2 separate regions of the Mus musculus genome follow, and region 1 is linked to region 2. A link is a contact called in ENCODE Hi-C or POLR2A ChIA-PET data. All regions are on one chromosome and are shown on one strand. Each heading gives the region's core, a stretch centred on a gene start or an enhancer-like site at or near the end of the contact. The rest is flanking DNA. Distances are from core to core; before and after follow the strand shown. Region 1 holds the start of Nxt1 (NTF2-related export protein 1). Region 2 holds the start of Xrn2 (5'-3' exoribonuclease 2).

Region 1 (4,424 bases), core at 1,071-3,570, 1.7 Mb after region 2:
GCTTTGAAAACGTGCTGTTAAAATTCTATCCCAGGGAACAGCACTGACAGTAGGGGAGGAGAGCAAGCGTGTTGACAGATTTTAAGATCTATAAATCAGGCCCAACTCTGTGTGTGGACCAGATGGTGTCCTTCTTCCTCCTGGTCTGGCTCCATGTAGCAAATGGGAACACCGCTCCACAGCTGCTTAGGCCAGGATCATTTACCAAAACTGCTCATGTGATTGGGTAACAAATCCCACCGATCTGTCATATGGTTGTTCCAAATGTAAAAGCCAATCATTTCCTTAGGACTGTTGGCAAATGAAGTTACTGTGTACATAAAGTATAAAACATAATTCAGTTCTATTTCTGGATGCTAATTTGGACAGAGACCCATGTGAAGCTCTTCCCAAGAATATTATTAGTGTTCGTGCTTTACAGAGGAGGCAGCTGGTTACCAGGTAGGCAAACTCACATCACAATCACACTGATGATACCCAAAAGACACAGTGCTGAAGCTGCAAGTAACTATGTGTATGCCCAGCTTTCAACACTGACTCTAGAAACTGCCAAGTCCAAAATTGAAGAGTGGGCAAAGATTTTGCTTAGCATGCTGAGCAGGCCTTGTGTTCAACCACCATTACACAGACACTCACACATACACTGAAGGTGACAGTCCTAACACTCACTGACGGTCTGGACATGAGATATTATTTATGTCAAGTTGACAAGGGATGGATTGTAGTGGTTATTCCTGGTTGTCAGTTTGGCTATATCTGGAATGAACTACAATCCAGAATTGGAGGACACACCTGTGATCCAGATCTTGAGGCTGGAAGACACAAGTTTCTAACCTGCATCTTGGCATGGAGATTTTGGGGCATAGTGGCCATGAAAAGTTTAGGCTAAACAAGGTAGTACACACCTTTAATGCCAGGAGATTGAGGCAAGGAGAACCCTGACTAATATGGGGGTGGTGGAATGGTGGAGGAGGGGGAGGGGGAGGGGAGAGAAAGAGAGAGAGAGGGGAGGGGAAGGGGAGAGAAAGAGGGAGAGGGGGGAGGGGTGGAGGAGAGGAAGGGGAGAGGGAGAGAGAGAGAGAGAGAGAGAGAGAGAGAGAGAGAGAGATTCTATCCTCTAGAGAACCTTGACGAATACGCTCAACTGTGTCAGTGGCCAGTCCTTTAGAATCAGAGGCATCTCTAATCTCCCAAATTCAAGGGCTACTGAAAGAATAAAGGTCAAGTTCTCCCTCAGGAAAAGTCCTGGGACCTACCACTACTTTATCCCCAGGTTTACTACATATTTTTGTGTAACTACTGCTCCAAAGGCACTTATTCATCCTTGAAACTCAGACTCCAACTTAATTCTTTCAATAATGAAAACTTTTCACTCACTTAACTCCAGTGGGAAGTGACCTATATTGAACAGCCATTCTCGTTTCTTAAATCTAAAAACAAATGTTCCCTTAGTAACATGAGCAAAAGGAGCCGAGAGGTTGGTAACAAAATACAGATTAAAGTACTTAATTGAACAAAGCCACTTACAAACAGCTCTCCTAGCCGGGCAGATGAAGCAAAGAATCAGGTCTCAGCAAAGTTAGCTCTTTGGGTTTTGATACACGAAGCAGTTTCCCAATTTCCCACGCGAAATGGCTCCATTTCTATGCTAGGTATCTAGACAGCTCCAGATTAAAACAAATTCAGTGTCTTAAATGAGGTGGTACTGCGCCGCAGCTGGAGCCAGCAGGAAACTCAATTTGCACTGCATAGAAAGTCAACTACCATTGTCCCCTTGCCCGCCTCTTCGACCTCAGTTCTCACTAGACTAAAATTTGTTCTCTTATAAGTTCATCTGCTTGTCAACTCTAAGTAGCTTCACCTTAGGAAGGGTGCGCTCAGCTAAGATATTTGACCATATTTGACCACAAGGACTTCCACAGACTCTCAGATTTAGCCTTCCACCGGGTTCCTACACTACGGGTGTCTATGTGCTGGGTTCAGTCCAGAGCCTTATTGAAGCCATGCTGTTGTCTCCCTAGTTAGCATCAACCAGTGAAGCTCCACGTTGAAGCTTCACGAGTCTCCACAAGATATCATCCCAACACACACAGAAGAAGGGAGCCAGATCTAGCAAAGACAGATATCTCTTATTAACCAAGCCTTCCACAGCTAAGCGCGTTGACTCCACCCTCTCCACAACATCCAATCAGAGCTCCCTCAACCGGATCTTCTAGGATAGTGCCTAACCCGGAACCTACACTGTCTTTGCCGCCACACCTGGGCGGAGCCAAGTTTTCTACTGGCTCGCGTAGCTGCCCGTCGCGGGGAGGCGGGAGTCGACGGGAACCGGGATGCTAGCGCCTGCGCACATTGCAGCTTGCGGCGCGCGGGAAGCCACTACCGGCGCTTAACCGTTCCTCGCCTCCTGGACGTCGGCTTCTCAGGCGGAGCCTCTGGGAGGAAGAGGAGAACAGGAGAGAAACTCTTCTGGCCCGGGACCGCGACCGGGGCGGAACCCGGGACCGAGTCGCCTTGGCGGCGCTGACCGAGATCGAGCAGGTAAGTGAGCGCTCCTGCCTGGCCGTCTGGCAACGCCGCGGCACCAGGGACCTCTTCCCTTTTCTTAGGCTCAATAAGACATGGATGTTGTCCTTTCCTCCACGTGGTGTCTCTGCAACCTGGCATCAGGCTTTTTTATGTGCAGAACCGTGGCGGTGAGTTTGCCATACCCGGAGGAGAGCAGCAGTTTGGGGCCGGGGGATGTAAGAAGCGACTCCCAGCTGGAAATGAGGCCCGGGGCACGGCTGCCGTTTCTGAGGTCCAACTCCAGGAAACTACAGTATGAACCATGGGAGTGGAGCATCTTTCTGACTCTCACTCTACTATGTTTCGGTCGTACTGCTCTCTCCTTAAGAGAGAAAGATGACCGGGTTCTGTGGGTAGCTGAGGACCAGAAATAGGGGTGATCATCTTTGGGGGCGTGACCAATGTTAGGGCGAAGCATTGTGGCCTAAAGAAGTGGGGATGAGGTGGTTGGACAGAGAAATATGGTTACCTTGGAGAACATTGTTAAGCCAGCATCCCTAGAGCTGTTTTCATATAGAACTGCTTTCAAAAAAATCCTGGAACTTAGTAAGCATAGCTCTGACTCCCTTGCTTCCGTAGAATGAAGCAAGTAAGTTTGTAACTCTTTTTGTAAAGTTGTTACAGTGACTTGTGCAATGATGATTGAGGGAATGTACCTAAACTACTAAGCAAACAGCACTTCAGATTGATTGTTGAGTCGGAGGACCTTGGTGAGAGAGTGGCAAGAGCAGTATCAAGCTGGCTCCGAATTCATCTATAGGGCCAGCTTCCTCCTTGCTCTGTGTGGAATCCATCGTTCATAAACTGATAAGCTTAAAAAAATGAAACCGGGCATGGTGGCGCACGCCTTGAATCCCAGCACTTGGGAGGCAGAGGCAGGCGGATTTCTGAGTTCGAGGCCAGCCTGGTCTACAAAGTGAGTTCCGGGACAGCCAGGGCTACACAGAGAAACCCTGTCTCGAAAAACCAAAAAAAAAAAAATGTTGGCCCAGGCATGGTCGTGCACACCTTTATTCCCAGCACAAAAGGCAGAGGCGGATGTCATGAGTTCAAAGCCAGTGTGGTCTACATAGAAGTGGCAGAAATACATAGAGAGAACGTGTCTCAATAAAATAATAAAGGCTCTTGAAATGAAAAAGCATGTGTTCACAGCTTAAAGTTTTAAGCTTACTCTGTAGAGACCCTGTTTCTGGAAATTGGCAAATAATATAAATTACTTGTGTCCTATTTTCAGTAATATTGATCAGTACTAGGTTCTTTTAAGTGGAAATAGTTAACCATAGAAAAAATTAGCAGCCATTCCTGTTGTAAAAAGAAAAGCCATGCTGCTTATGTGATGGAACTTTAATGTTTTAAGGAACTGTGATCTTCCGGAATCTCCCTGAGACTGTTTGAATGCTAGAGCCTTTCTGCTATGGTGTCATGGCCCTGCTGGTCTTAAATGGTGGCCATTAATGCTGAAGACATAAATTCTAGTTAGTCTTGGGTTTACTTGTTATGGGCATTGTAACCACTGTCCTCCACTCTCCTGAGAAATATGCCATTCCCTGCATCTTCTGGGTCCTTGTTGGATTATTTCATGGTAGTCTTTTCCCATACAGGCACCTGCTCTCCTTTGTTGGGTCAGTAACCACTCACTTCTACAGCGGGAGACACAGGTTTTACTAAGATGAGCCACACCCTGGTTGCCTAGGGGCAGTCACACCTATCCACGCTTTTAGGAAAGCAGACTTCAGGTATCAAATGTACTTTAATAATTATAAATGGATTTTAAAACCCATTGTAAGGTGAACATATTGGACTTTTTTTTTTGACCAAGCTTACTATTTAGCCCAGACTGGTCTACAATTCCTGTC
Region 2 (4,607 bases), core at 442-2,941:
TCGAGGCCAGCCTGGTCTACAAAGTGAGCTCCAGGACAGCCAGGGCTATACAGAGAAACCCTGTCTCGAAAAACCAAAAAAAAAAAAAAAAAAAAAAAGAACATAGCACATCCCAGAGGACACAAACTCTTAAGAAGGGGCTATTTCCAAATAATATTCTTAAACACACACACACAAACACATATACGTGTACACACACATATGTGTATATATACACTATTCTAAAACTAAACATAGGCTAGCTACCTCTCTAAGCATTTAAGTTACCTCTACATTAGCATTTAAATGAAGTCATTAAACCATTGAGGAAGGGGCAACCTTTACTGCCTGACAAGCAGCAGAGAAACACTTTAGAGGTCTCTTAAGGTGAGCCTTTGTGATTGTGATTTGTCAGGCCTAGGGGGGATTCAGGGAAGAGACTTTCAAGCTTGAGCAAATGGGCAGATACCTCCCTCCTCTTTCTAGACTTCTTTCATATGCTGCAGGTGGGATGGGGGATATGACAGGGTACATTTGAAGCCACCAGAAAAGAAGGGATACAAATATCATGTTGGTTGAGAACAGAGGATTAAATGACCCTTGGTTAAAGTGAAATACAAGCAGTATGAATAAGCAAGCAATTTAGCTCTTTGATAACCCGTTATCTGTGTTACAAAAACAAAAAACCAAACCCCCCCCAAAAACGGTAGAGCAAGACCACAGGATGGGTGGAGTTGTTACACTGTGCCTGACTCAGGCAAACAATCACTGCCTCAAGGCCAGGCTGTTACTGCCCACATAGAAACAGGCTTCCTCAAAACAAGCCCCTTTTAGCTTTTTACTTTCCTGCCTGCTGCATGCACGTAATCTAATAAACTGCTTTTTCTGTTTGGAGAATATTTTTTACACTGGAGTCACCCAAATGACACGGCCAGCCAGCACAGAAGGCTCAACTGGTGATTAAATAAGAAAATTCTTTAGTTCCTTGCCTAAGCACATCACAGGTACTCAATAAATGCTAGAACGTGATATTAGCAAATTTTGGCTAGACTCTGCAACTGTTTAAAGTGACCTCGTTGGGCTGAGAGATGGCTCAGCAGTAAAGCGTTCATGCTGTTTTTCCAAAGTAGAGTTTGATTGCTGGCAGCCACAGCAGGCTGAATACTGCTGTTTGTAACTCCAGCTCCAGGGGATTTGAAACCTCTGGCCTCCACAGGTACCAGCACTCGTTCACAAAGCCACATGTACATATACACACATTGCGTAACTAAAAATAAATCTTAAACATATTTTTAAAAAGTTGCTTATGCAAAGCAGATTTTAAAAAAAAATTGCAAAACACTTGAGGATGCTTTTTCATAGTTCGGCCAGGCACAGCAGCATAGAAATGAGAGAAACCAGGAAATGGAAACTAGAGTGTAGATGCTTCTATTCAGCTCAAGACTGATTGTGAGAAAGGAAGTAAGATAGGCCACGCCTTTCCAAAGTCTCGGCCACACAAGGACTTTGCGGCTGCGGGCCTAATGTGGCCGGCGCTCTTGGCTGGATTGCCGGAGAAGGCATCCGCCAGGAGTCGGCTCTCAAAGGCTTTACCAGAGAACGCGGCGAGCCAGGTCTACAGCTCGCCCAGCCGGGCCTCCACTCCGGCAGTCTAAATGAACTTCCACTTAACCGAGCTCCTTTCCCTGCATCCCCCGCGGTGGTGGTATGACGTAACTTCCGGCCGCTGAACGCACGTGGGAGGAAGTGCTGGTGCCCGCGGCTGCCGCTCCTGCTAGTCTCGTTGGTTACACTCTCCCGCTGGCCCGGCTGCTGTTTCGAGCTGCCCGCTGGTCATGGGAGTCCCGGCGTTCTTCCGCTGGCTCAGCCGCAAGTACCCGTCCATCATTGTCAACTGCGTGGAGGAGAAGGTGAGGAGGCGGCCAGTACGCCGGAGTGGGGACCCGGCGTGGCAGGTCTAGGCCGAGGCCCTCGGGGATGGGCGCCCGCCCCAAGCTGCCTCACGGGCCGCTTCGCGGGTTCGCGGTTCCGGAGGCGGTCTGGGCGGAGCGAGGGCGAGTAGGGGGCTTTGGGGGCTTGGGCGGCTCCTCCCCCGCCTGCGAAGCGGGGCACCCCAGGCTCCGCCCACGGCTTTGTTCCCTCCGCGCCGCTCACTGAGCTCCAAAGGGCGCCCAGGCTAGTCAGCCCCCCTAGCGCGGGCAGCAAGGTTGGCAGGGTAGGGACCGCTGGTTGGTCCACTGTCTTGAGCCCGGAGTTCCCGTTGGCTGGATCGCTTGTTTTCCACCCGAGCCTGGCCATTTGTTGCAGTTAAGCGTGCGCGGGCAGCAGCTAGTTACGAAGGACTAGGCTAGGGGAGCGCTCTTTCTCCCTGGCGGGCTTTGCTGTACGAATGCCGGGCAGCTCGCTGTGTTTCACTTCCTGCCTCCGTTAGTTTGCTAGTTTACAGGCAGACTTTTAAGTCGTTCCGATTCGTGAGTGTTGCTTTTGTCGTTCGCGTAATTCTGTCGAGTTCGACTTTGTACTCTAAGTTAGAATTTCTGGATTGGAAAAGTTCCGGGCACATGTGTCCCCTCCCACTTTCGGCTTTAGAACCGCCTCTCTCCAAGAACCTATTTCTCCCGCTGAAGTTATTTACTTTCTCACTTCCTGTCTTAGAAGAAACCAAAAGCTTTGTTTTGGTGACAATCCTAGTATATTTTTGTGTTCTCCAAAGACAAATTGCTAAGCTGAACCATTATTTCTTTATAAACATTGTGTTCTCCTGGGGGGGGGGGGTCTTCCAAAGGGAGAGCCACTTTTTCGTAACAGACACTTTGAACTGTTTTGGTTGTGTCTCTTAATATGGTTAAGTTTGATTTATCGGTTTTAGGTCTATCTAATTTTGGGTAGAAGAGGAATTAGCTATTTATTCACCACCACCCCAGTTTTTCTAATGCTAATCCATAAATCTGACGGTAAAATTTGTAATTTAACGGAGAACTCGTTTAAACGTATATCGGGCCAAGGCGTGGCACATACTTTTACTCCCAGCACTTGGGAGAGAGGTAGGCTTGAGTTTTGGAGGTCAGCCAGATATACACAGAGTTCAAAGCAAACCAAGGCTTACGTAATGAGACCCTCTTGCAAAACAAACAAAAATTCTATCGCCTATACAAAGTATCATTTCTATTTCTAAGATTGATGTTATTTCCCCGCACCCCCCCCCCCAGCTGTTTAACTTTTTGGTTCCCCTGTACATTTTAGTTCTCATTCAAGATTGTCAAACCTTTGACCATACAAGCTTCGATAGAAGCAGTGTTGTTGGCTGTTTTTAATTGTGATTGTAGTTTAGGCTGTTTATCTTTTATTCGCGCTAGCTCCTCCCTTACCCCCTCCCTTTCACCCCTAGTTGGGTACACTTTATACCTTTCCCCATCCAAATTCTTTTATCAGGCATTCCGTCAAGTCCTTTTTTTTTTTTTTTTTTTTTTTTTTTGGTCCATTGCGCCTCTTTTTTTTATTAGGTATTTTCCTCATTTACATTTCCAATGCTATCCCAAAAGTCCCCCATACCCTCCTCCCCACTCCCCTACCCACCCACTCCCACTTTTTGGCCCTGGCGTTCCCCTGTACTGGGGCCATTGCGCCTCTTTTAAGTATTAATTTTTTAATTTTTTAAGTAGGATCTCCCTACTTAGCCACAAACTCCAGACCCTCAGACACAGGCAAGCTGGGATTGCCTGTATACTGCCACTCCCAGCCTGGAGTTGTCTTTATGTCTGTTTTCTTCACAGCACTTTTTTCAGTATGCTTCCTGGAAAGGTGCTTCTTGAGAATTACTCTTTGCTAAATAGCTCATCTTTCTTGGCTTAAATCTATCCTTGGTTTTTACGTTTGAATTGACTTTTTAGAAAATGCCACTGTGTGATCTGAGTTTTCTGTCATTGTAGGTCCCAAAATTTATTTTCTCCATGAGTATGAGTCCAAGCTGGAAAACCATTTCCCATGAAGATGTTGGAAACACTCTTTCCAGCTGTTATTGTTGATGAAAAGTCACATATTTTCTTTTAAGACAAGGTCTCACTGTGTTGCTCTGGTTGGCCTCAAATTTGACTGTCTCTAATTTCCCAAGTGCTGGGATTAAAGGTGCTGGCCCCTAGGCCTGCCAGTTTTGTGACATTTATTTAGCCAGGTTTTTGGTAGCATTTGCCATGTATCAGACCCTGTTCTGGGCACTGTATTGATATTATGGTGTTAGGTACTTATTTCGGAAAAGAAAGTTGTTTTTCAAGCTTTTGAAAATTTTCAATATTTTTGATAACCTATTCAGCTAACGTCAGTACCAGTGTGAAAACTGGGAAGGTCATGTGCCTAACTTATGACCCTCCCCTTTTATTGTTCAGAATTGATCAGTTTTTTGAGTGCTTGTATTAGTTATTTTCAGTGTTTTCATTGTGCCATTTGCACACATTTACATGATATATTTAGATCCCATCCACTCTTCTTTTACATCTTTCTTTTCTAGGTCAACTAACTACCTTTCTACATTGACTTTTTCTGTGTGTGAGCTGGCAGTTAGTGTTATTTAGAAGAATATGGGTGAGAGCGAGCTTTCTTGCTCACACTCTCCCCTTCCCCTTTTTTCTCTT

The links. Hi-C counts contacts between places; a loop is a spot of excess contacts on that map. ChIA-PET counts read pairs that join two places held with the same protein, here RNA polymerase II (POLR2A).
Region 1: a map of v-Abl transformed pro-B cells shows a loop between it and region 2 (6-fold over the local background). The contact joins the promoter of Nxt1 here to the promoter of Xrn2 in region 2. A Hi-C loop is called at or near these places in 1 of 37 maps with a recorded cell type or tissue (v-Abl transformed pro-B cells). POLR2A ChIA-PET finds 5 or more read pairs at or near these places in 1 of 5 experiments (Patski).

The regions. Positions count from the first base shown.
Region 1 is chr2:148,670,295-148,674,718 of GRCm38, forward strand. It overlaps Nxt1 (NTF2-related export protein 1), which reads left to right and starts at 2,321. Exons shown (of 2, transcript NM_019761.6): 1 at 2,321-2,541.
Region 2 is chr2:147,011,308-147,015,914 of GRCm38, forward strand. Xrn2 (5'-3' exoribonuclease 2) reads left to right here and starts at 1,692. Exons shown (of 30, transcript NM_011917.3): 1 at 1,692-1,889. The coding sequence starts at 1,815.